Linked DNA regions of Homo sapiens: region 1 is linked to region 2. A link is a contact called in ENCODE POLR2A ChIA-PET data. All regions are on one chromosome and are shown on one strand. Each heading gives the region's core, a stretch centred on a gene start or an enhancer-like site at or near the end of the contact. The rest is flanking DNA. Distances are from core to core; before and after follow the strand shown.

Region 1 (4,724 bases), core at 806-3,305, 210 kb before region 2:
CCCATGAGTGTCCTCACACCCACTCCTTTTCTGCCCTGAGGTTTGCCACTACATCCTGCAACCAGGAATCTCACCAAGATGGCACTTCTGCAAGGTCAGACCTGGTGCCTGGCAGCGAGGCCCCACCGGAAGGGCAGTTGCCATACAAAGGGACCCTTCTGGGAAAAAACTCTCTTTAGCCTGCTGATGTAGTTTGAATATATGTCCCCACCAAATCTCATATCAAAATGTAACACCGAGTGTCAGAGATGGGGCCTGGCCAGAGATGTTTGGCTCATAGGGGTGGACCCCCCATTGCTTTGTGCTGTCCTCATGGTAGTGAGTCCTCAGGAGATCTGGTTAAGTGTGTGGCATCTCCCCACTCGCTCTCTCTCTCTTGCTCCTGCTCTGCCATGTGAGGTGCCTGCTCCCCCTTCACCTTCTGCCGTGAGTAAATTCTCCCTGAGGCCTCCCCAGAAGCTGAGCAGATGTCCCTGCTGTGCTTTCTGTACAGCCTGCAGAATCATCAGCCAATGAAGCCTCTTATCTTTATAAATTACCTAGACTCAGGTATTTCTTTCTTTCTTTTTTTTTTTGAGATGGAGTTTCACTCCTGTCACCCAGGCCAGAGTGCAATGGTGCGATCTCGGCTCACTGCAAACTTCGCCTCCCAGGTTCAAGCGATTCTCTTGCCTCAGCCTCCTGAGTAGCTGGGATTACAGATGCCCGCCAACATGCCCAGCTAATTTTTGTATTTTTAGTAGAGATGGGGTTTCATCAAGTTGGCCAGTTTGGTCTCGAACTCCTGACCTCAGGTGATCCGCCCGCCTCAGCCTCTCAAAGTGCTGGGATTACGTGAACTATAATTGAGGTATATACACCACATACAAACACCACTAGTTAGATCTTCTTGCTGCTCCCCTTTTCCTACTGAAAATCGTTCTTCTGCAACACTTTGCAGCGCTCACTGTTCCAGCCTCAGCCCTGCCCTCTTGCATGGGCCTCACAGGGCTGGGCAGAGGAACCTGGGATCAGGGATCCCCCTGGACTCGATGCAGATGTCTGCCCATCGGGTGCACTGAGAGAGCCTGGAACAAGCTGGTTCATCTGCCCGGCCTTCTTAGCAAGTTGTTCAGGCACTTGTGACATAGGCAGAAGCAGAGTCATAGAAGTTCCTGTTTCCCCTGGAGCTGGGCATGAGTCCCAATGGGGCCATTTGGTCTTCCTGTTGCATCCTTGTCCTGTCCCTGGGCCAGACTTCCTCCTCCTGTGACCATTGGACAGATCCTCACAGAGAAGCTTCGGGGGCAGTCTTATTCTCAGAATTGGGGATTTGCTGCTATCGAATACCTCCAGCCATGCAAATACTAATACTTGTATGATCACCAATACTAACAGTAGAGCTCACTCACACGCAGGCACGGGCTAAGGGTAAAAATTAGACTCAGCTCTATCACTGTTAACTCTCCCAATAACCCTGTGCAATAGGCACTATTAGTACAGTTTGCATTCTGTAAATGAGGAAAGGGAGACTCAGAAAGGTCAGGCAACATCCCCTAGGTTGCCCCAGCCAGTGCGTGGGGAGCTCCAAGTGCCTGCCTCCGAGGCCTGGGTCTTTACTGCTCAAGCATGGCTCCCACACAGCCTCCCTTCTCCCCTGAAGCCACCTGTGGCATTCACCAGATGGGTATGAACCAACCATCAGTACTCACAGGAGGTGCTGCAGACGTTTTAAGACTGAAACGTGTTTTCTATTGCACCTGTTTCTTTCCATTAAGAAAGGAAAAAATCAGTTTTCTACCTAATCTCAAACTACAAATCACTAAGACACTGGTCAAAGGGAATGGCCCAGATATACACCTTTAGCCCCAACATAAAACTCACTAGAAAAGTGTAAGGGAGAATTTACTTAATCATTCAGGAGTTGCCGTCTACATTGCAGAGCCAGGAAAAGTGAAATAAGGCACAGTGACTGGGCCCTAATTTCACTGCCTGACCCAGCCTGGTGAGTAAGAAAGGCCTGAGGGGGTTAGACTGACCTTTGTCTGTCCTGTAGCTCCATCAGTCTCACTCACAATAGGGGCAGAGACCAGTCCCTCAAGCCACTGAAACCAGCTTCCTGACCTACGTGAGTCACCCCTCTCTCTCTGGGTGCTCATTCAGTCTAGCTTTGCAGCACACAAAGGAAGCTGAGGAAAAGACTCAGGAAGTCTTCATAGCACTTTCAGCCAAGCTCTTTCCCACATCTGTGCCATCGATTAGGGGACTGGAGGACAATAATGTAGGTTTATTCCTGATTTTTAAAAGATCATTGAGTTCAATACTCAATTCTTTCCTCCAGCCCTTAAAGGAGCTGGGGTGTCCCCCTTGTTTATTGGCCTCCAAAGCACTCCAAGTGTCTTAGGAGCATGCATGGCAGGACAGAGACATATGCATGGAGCACTTCTCTCCCTCCACAGTGGAGCCCCCCACAGGTTGCAATGACCTGTGGCCATTGGTTGGCCGTGGCTGTTCTGCCATTTGCTAATCTGCCTAAACTCGCTCTTGTACTTTTCTTTTAAAGTTTTCCCTCGTGCCCTGCACCATTCTTCTCCACTGATGCAATAATTTACTGGAACGTCATGAACTAAGTGTTCCAAAAGAATTACCCAAGTGTCTGTCTGCTTTGGAAAACATTTTATTTATGTTATCTGTGTAAGGCAAGTGACAAAACTCTCCCACGCTCTGGGAGTCCAGACTGCCCCAGGTGGTGTGGAGAGACAGAGTCCGGCCAAGAAGTGCTTGGCAGAGGCAGGTGGAGAAGGACAAACCCCTGTCCATGTTACCAGCACAGGAGCCTGGGAAAAGGGAATCAGTACAAACTATGGTCATCTCAAGGTTTTCCTTCAGGCCCAAGGATGTAATCTCAAATTACTCCCCACTGCGAAAGTTTTGTTCTCATGTGTGCCTTGACTTTCCCAGTGCTTTGTGGAGCACAAAATAGCATGGAGAAATGTCTTTCTCAGTGCAACATGGAGCCCTGTGGCAAGCTTAAAATATCATTTCCCTCTGGGCACCACAGAGTCTCTTTTTCAAAGAAGAATTCAACCACCAGTCTGCCTTCCAGTTTGCAAAATTATTTTTTCACATGTTGCCAAGAAAGGACGCATTGCCAAGCAAGCTTGGTGGTAATTAAAATGTGATGGCACCTCTCACAGAGAAGTCCTCAAATCCTTCCCATAGAACTGTGCATGGACCAGCCCTGCTCCCCCCGGGCAGGTACCTGCTTCCACATCTACACTGCCAATGCCGGCACCCACAGCCAACTCTCAGTTTCAAAAATCAGCTCTCTAATGTGCATGTGACTTCTCATTGCTTAACAGAGCACTTTTTAAATAGTGAAAGTTTGTAGTGAGCTTGTGAGATTATCAAAATACAAACAATAGGAAACAGTGAAGGGGATGGTGAGGGCTTTATTCAGCTGGCATCTTCTCAGGCGTGTTTGGCTGCATCTACATGGGGAGTCCTTGACAGGCCTGGATTAAGTAGCAAGTAAAAGAGGTAAATGAACAATGCTGGCATCAGTTCCTGTCACACAAAAGGCTCAAGCAGGTAGTAATGTCCAAGGCATTCCAGCTTGACCCTGAGTAAGAGAGTTTCTACCTGCACTGAAACCAAATTTGCAAAAAGAAGACTTCCCATGCATTACTTCTTTAGTCCTCAGTGTCTCTACAAGCTAAGTGGTAGTCGATGTCCCCACTTAACAGATAAGGAAATATAGAGCACACAAATACTGCCTACAACCTCATGTTGAGTAAAAGGCAAAGCTGGAAGCAAACCCAGGTCTACCCAGCCCCAAAGCCTGTGTTTTTAATTGTGAAGGACACTATTTAGAGGTTACAAAGCCTTTCACTTGCAAAAAAAAAAAAAAGGACTGTTTGCCATTAGAAACAATTTTTAACTCAGGAAAATTGTTTGCTATGGTAGAAATTCTAAATATTCACATCCAGGAATAATTTCATAGTAAAGGGCAGGGTTTCATGCCAGTTCTCTTCTTAGTAGATTTTTCTAGGAAAATTAGGTAGGGGAGTCTTTGAGAAGGATGTTCTCCCTTGCTCTCCTTATCTGTGTCTGCCCTTACCAGGTGGAACTTGGCAAATTGTGAGAAGCTGTAGAAAAGTCAGAAAATTTTTTCAGAATTCGTGTCTCTTGTCAGCACAGGCATTCCTGTGACCATATTTTTCAATTAAGGATGTCTAATTAGTACTTTTTTGCATACAAAAGTATATTTATAATTTCTATCTGGTTTTAGTCATAGTTTGGATTATTATGTATATCTACAGTTACAACTCTAAGCAATTCCAAAAACTCACGTTGAAGTCTTTGTCAGATTATTCTTTTCATTTAACCAAAACTAATTTTACCAAGTTGAGTTGATTATCAGAATTTTCTATTGTGAAATTTGCCCAAGAGTTTCTAAATTTTTATTTCATACACATTTTGAGTTGGAAAGATTTTCTCTCTCTTTCCCTCTCTCCTCCCCACCTCTTCCTGTTTAATAAATTTGTCATTGTCCTTTTCTTGCCCCTTGATGGTCCCAGTCCAAGATCCCATAGCATGCTAATGGTTCAAGACTTCTGCTGGTATTGATAATGGAGAAATCTCTGATTCAAGAGCTAGATGACAAGTTTCTTGGTTATTCCCGTGTGTGTGTTTTATGTGTGTGTTCTTCATTATTAATAGGCATACAGCTTCATAAGTCAACT
Region 2 (4,697 bases), core at 421-2,920:
TTTCATTGTTTAAAATTTTGTATGTTTTTTTGACTATACATTTAAGAGATTTGTCTTTTATTATATTTCTTGGATTTCAATTTTGTCATGCTTTGCTTTCCGATTTTTGACTGTATATTTCCCTCTTTCTGGTTCAAGATGGATGGGTTGGTGTTCATTTATTTTGTCTTTATAAAATATGCATTTCATGGCATGAGTTTTTCTTCTTTTATTTCTCTTGCTTCATTTTATTTGTCTTGACACATGGGGGTGTGCATTGTCCTAATTGTCTAGGACTGTATTGTATCTTTATTTCCTCCTTGAACCACTTATTTAGGCCAGAGCTTGTTTTTAATTTTCAAGTGCCTTCGTTTTTTTTTTTTTTTTTTTTTTTTAAACACATGTTCCTAATTTCTGGTTTTCTTTATTTGGATGTAGCATGGAGCCCCTTGGCACATTGGCCTACGGTCCCTGTCTCAGTGCTGGACATTTGGGGTCCTGTCTGCAGCTGCATGCAGGCTGGGAGGAGGCAGCATGTAACAGGTTTTTCCTTGGGGCCGTGTTCTGCAACTCCAGAGATCTTTGCATTTTTGTAAAATGCACTACTCTTCTTTGTGGTTTAGTATTTTTAAAAAATAATAATTTTGCAAATGTTTATAAATATTTGCAAATGCCTGTTTTTCATAAATATCAATTAATGCCTTCTCATTACTCATTCCAATTTTATTTCTTTGTCCTACATAATAGACCAACATCTGCAACAACTAGTTTTCCTCGTTTTCTCCTTGAGACTCTCATAGTGTTTGTTTTTAATGTAAACTTTTTATTGAAGTGTAAACTTTTTATTAAACTTGCTTCTAATTTTAGCTCTTTGTATTTTGATACTTTGCTGTTTGGAGGATAATACTGTTTTTATTCATTATCAATTATGCTTTTATCAATGCTTTTTAGTATTTGGATTATTGTTTCTTTGCTTTAAGTGACACTTGACTATCATTGCTACCATTGCTTTTATTTTGTTTGCATTGTGTTTGGTTTTTATATCTGTCCATTCTGTCTTTTTCTTTTCTAGCTCCCTTTTTAAAGCTTTTCTATTTGCCTTGGGTATTTTTTTTTTTCATTAGAATGGTTTTGAATATTATTTTGAAAAGGAGAATTGGATGACTGACATTTACTGCTATGTCTTCTCTCTTCTGTTGCAAATTGTTTGGGTTTCGAATGAATGTGTCTTCATCTATTTTCCCTTTGATGTTTAAAGAATTATGAGTTTCTTTTAATGTTTTTATTATGGCTTAGAATGTAAATATTGTTTTCCATTCTACATGTGATTATTTTAATATACCGTGAACATTGCTCAATTATATTTTTCTTAATAAAGAGTAGGATCTTCTGGCTTTTATGGAAGGTACAGCTTTTAAAAAAACAATTCTATGATGATTTAAGACTCAAAACGTCTTTCTAAAATTTTAAATTTTGAATTGAATTTTATTATTTAACCCAATCATCATTAATTGTACAACTTACCCTTATTAGTCAGCAGATCTTTCTTGGGTCCCTGTTACTATCTGCTGTTCTGGGTATGGCAGGGAACAAGACTGAGTTCTTGAACAAGATGGGGTTTGTGACTGTCTCAAAAGTGAAGCTGTCAGGAAGTGGTTGTTGCCATGGAGAAGATACACCAGGGCGATGAGCTAGAATGGTGTGCCACTTGAATGGGTCAGGTGTGGCAGACATGCGACTGTCATCTGAGTGACTGGCAAGTGGGGGCCAGTGTTCTGGGGGAGAGAGGAGAAATTCTGAAACACACGTTCAATGTAGATTTCCTAAGGAATGCAGTAAAATGTTCTAGTACTGTTAAATGCACATTTTGGATTTGTGGCTAAATAACAAAAGAAAGGATTCATGTGGCACAGTCACATGACTTTCCCTCCAGCCTCACACAGTTTCCGGGCTGGCTAGGTTCCTTTAAGCAGATGAGCTGTGTTTTCAAAGAGCGGGAGTCACAGGAAGAGGTGGCATAAGAGCTGTGGTGTTTGCTGGGAATGTTTCTGGCTCTCCTGAGTCAGGGAGGAGAGAAATGAGGACTGAGGGGTGAAGAGGGAATAGAAAGAGAAAGGCCAGTGGGCCAGCCTCTCTGTGCCCTGGACAGCACTTGGATGTGAAGGGGCAGGCATGGGAGGGGACGTGAGGGAGCGGGCCCTCCAACTGAAGTTGGTGACCCCGATGTTGACCACAAGCCCAAACACAGCCCTGCCCTATTTTCAAACTGTAGGTTTCAACCTGTTACCGGGTCTTGAAATCAAGTTAGTAGGTCATGAAAAGCGTTTTTAATAAATACAGTAGAACAGAAAAGGAAATATGAGAGTGGATTGCATGGGTTCTTAGCATGCACTTAGTACGTTGCCATGTGTGATGAGCCACATGCCATGCGGGATAGACAAGGTGAGCATGGATTGGTCACGGATGTGTCATTTGGTCATCTGCTTACTGGCATTGGGTTAGAAGATGTCTATTTGACTATCTTTTCAGAAGGGAGGGTAAACGCTCTACAGTTTAAATCCACCATAAACATAATTTGCAATTAGCTGCGAGGTGAGGGCCTAAGAGTATCATCTACAGTCTGCTAGACTCTAGAGTTTCAGTTAGGAACACCCAATGTACTTTTCAGAAAAAGTGTTATTGGGTGCAACATTTTTGAAGTTTATGACAGTTGTATCATTTTAATTTAACTAGTACAAGTTGCCCTAACATGGAAAAACAAAAAACAACCCATATAATCGGAAACACAAAGACGTTCAACTTCAGCTGCTGGATCCAGAAGTGTAAATATTGGCATTGTTAAGAAAAATGTTGACTTTAGAATGAGTAAACTTTTGACTCTGCTTGAACGATTTTTCTGAACTATAGTCCAATAAAGAAGTTTAAGCTTTATCATGAAGATTATTTAAATTTTCATTAATTAAAATAAACAAATTTTAATATATTATTTATAATGATAATCTTGCAAAGGAGGGTTTAACCTTCGACATTAAAAGAACAATGTGAAACCACCACAGCAAGCCAAACTTGTTAGTAGGCCCTTTTAATCAAGGGAAGCAAAAAGACAACAGATATTGATACAATTTCTTAATCATCTGACAACGGTTAATGAGAAAGTCTTTAGTTATTATAGACAGAAAGCTGCTATCTATCTACTGGCTTATAAAACTATTCCTCATTATCTGTGAATATGAATCACATATTTTGATAAATCAGCTGATGATTTAGAATCTGAACTCTTTAAAGTAGCACAGTAGATGATCCAGTTGTATAACTGTAGGATGTTCAGAAGTGAGCTTTTTATCTGGGCATGGTGGTGAACTCCTCTAGTCCCATAAGTCCCAGCTGCCTGGGAGGCTAAGGATTGCTTGATCCCATGAATTTGAGGCTGCAGCAAGCTTTGATCACACCACTGCTCTCCAGCCTGAGTGACAGAGGGAGACCGTGTCCCTTAACATTCCATGTATGTATATACCACATTTTGTTTGTCTGTTGATGAATTATCCATTAATTCATCAGTGGACACTTAGGTTGCTTCCACCTTTTGGCTATTGTGAATAGTGCTGCTATGAACATGGGTATAGAAGTACCTGAGCCTCTGCTTTTGATTAGTTTGTATTATATGCTTAGAAGTGGAGTTGCTATTATATGCTTAGAAGTGGGTCATATGTTAATTCTATGTTTAATATTTTTGAGGAATCACCATATTATTTTCAACCACAGCAACACCATTTTGCATGCCTACCAGCAATGCTCAGGGGTTCCAGTTTCTCCACATCCTCACCAATACTTGTGGTTTTATTTTTTATATCAGTCAGCCTAATGAGTGTCAGGTGGTATCTTGTTGCAGTTCTGATTTGCATTTCCCTAACGACTAGTGATGTTGAGGACCTTTTCATGTGCGTTTTGGCCATTCGTATATCTTCTTTGGAGAAAAGTCTATTCAAGCCCTTTGTGCCTTTTTAGATGAGGTTGCTTATGTCTTTTGTTGTTGAGTTGTAGGCATTCTTTATTGCATTCGTCTGTTTTTTTTGTTTCTTTGTTTGTTTGTTTGTTTTTGAGGTAGAGTTTTGCTCTTGTCGCCCAGGCTGGAGTGCAATGGCGTGATCTCAGCTCACTGCAACCTCTGCCTCTGGGTTCAAGCAATTCTCCTGCTTCAGCCTCCTGAGTAGCTGGGATTGCAGGTGCCTGCCACCATGCCCGGCTAATTTTTGTATATTTAGTAGAGATGGGGTTTCACCATGTTGGCCAGGCTGGTCTTGAACTCCTGACCTCAGGTGATCCACCTGCCTCGGCCTCCCGAAGTGTTGGGATTACAGGTGTGAGCCACCACGCCCGGCCTAGTCTGTTGTTATATTGCTATAAAGAACTACCTGAGACTAGGTAACTTATAAAGAAGAGATAAAGAAGAGAGGTTTAATTGACTCACAGTTCCGCAGGCTGTACAGGAAGCATGGCTGGGGAGGCCTCAGGGAACTTAGACTCATGGAGGAAGGTGAAGGGGAAGGAAGCACATCTTACGTGGCTGGAGCAGGAGAAAGAGTGAAGAGGGAGGTGCTACACACTTTTAAACAGCCAGATGCTATGAGACCTTTATCATGAGATAGCACTAGGGGGATGGTGTTACGCCGTTAGAAACCACCCCCATGATCCGGTCACCTCCCATCAGGCTCCATCTC

What was found. ChIA-PET counts read pairs that join two places held with the same protein, here RNA polymerase II (POLR2A).
Region 1: POLR2A ChIA-PET joins it to region 2 with 10 read pairs in activated CD4-positive, alpha-beta T cell. The contact joins two enhancer-like sites. POLR2A ChIA-PET finds 5 or more read pairs at or near these places in 3 of 52 experiments (K562, activated CD4-positive, alpha-beta T cell and common myeloid progenitor, CD34-positive).

Annotation. Positions count from the first base shown.
Region 1 is chr7:50,951,370-50,956,093 of GRCh38, reverse strand. No RefSeq gene overlaps it. Among named protein-coding and RNA genes, the nearest start is that of GRB10, 170 kb to the right of the region's middle. Within about 2 kb of position 2,055, at least 8 of the 41 ENCODE cell types and tissues checked have a DNase peak (open chromatin) inside an H3K27ac peak, as active enhancers do.
Region 2 is chr7:50,737,229-50,741,925 of GRCh38, reverse strand. All of the region lies in intron 3 of GRB10 (growth factor receptor bound protein 10), which reads left to right. Among named protein-coding and RNA genes, the nearest start is that of GRB10, 43 kb to the left of the region's middle. Within about 2 kb of position 1,670, at least 4 of the 41 ENCODE cell types and tissues checked have a DNase peak (open chromatin) inside an H3K27ac peak, as active enhancers do.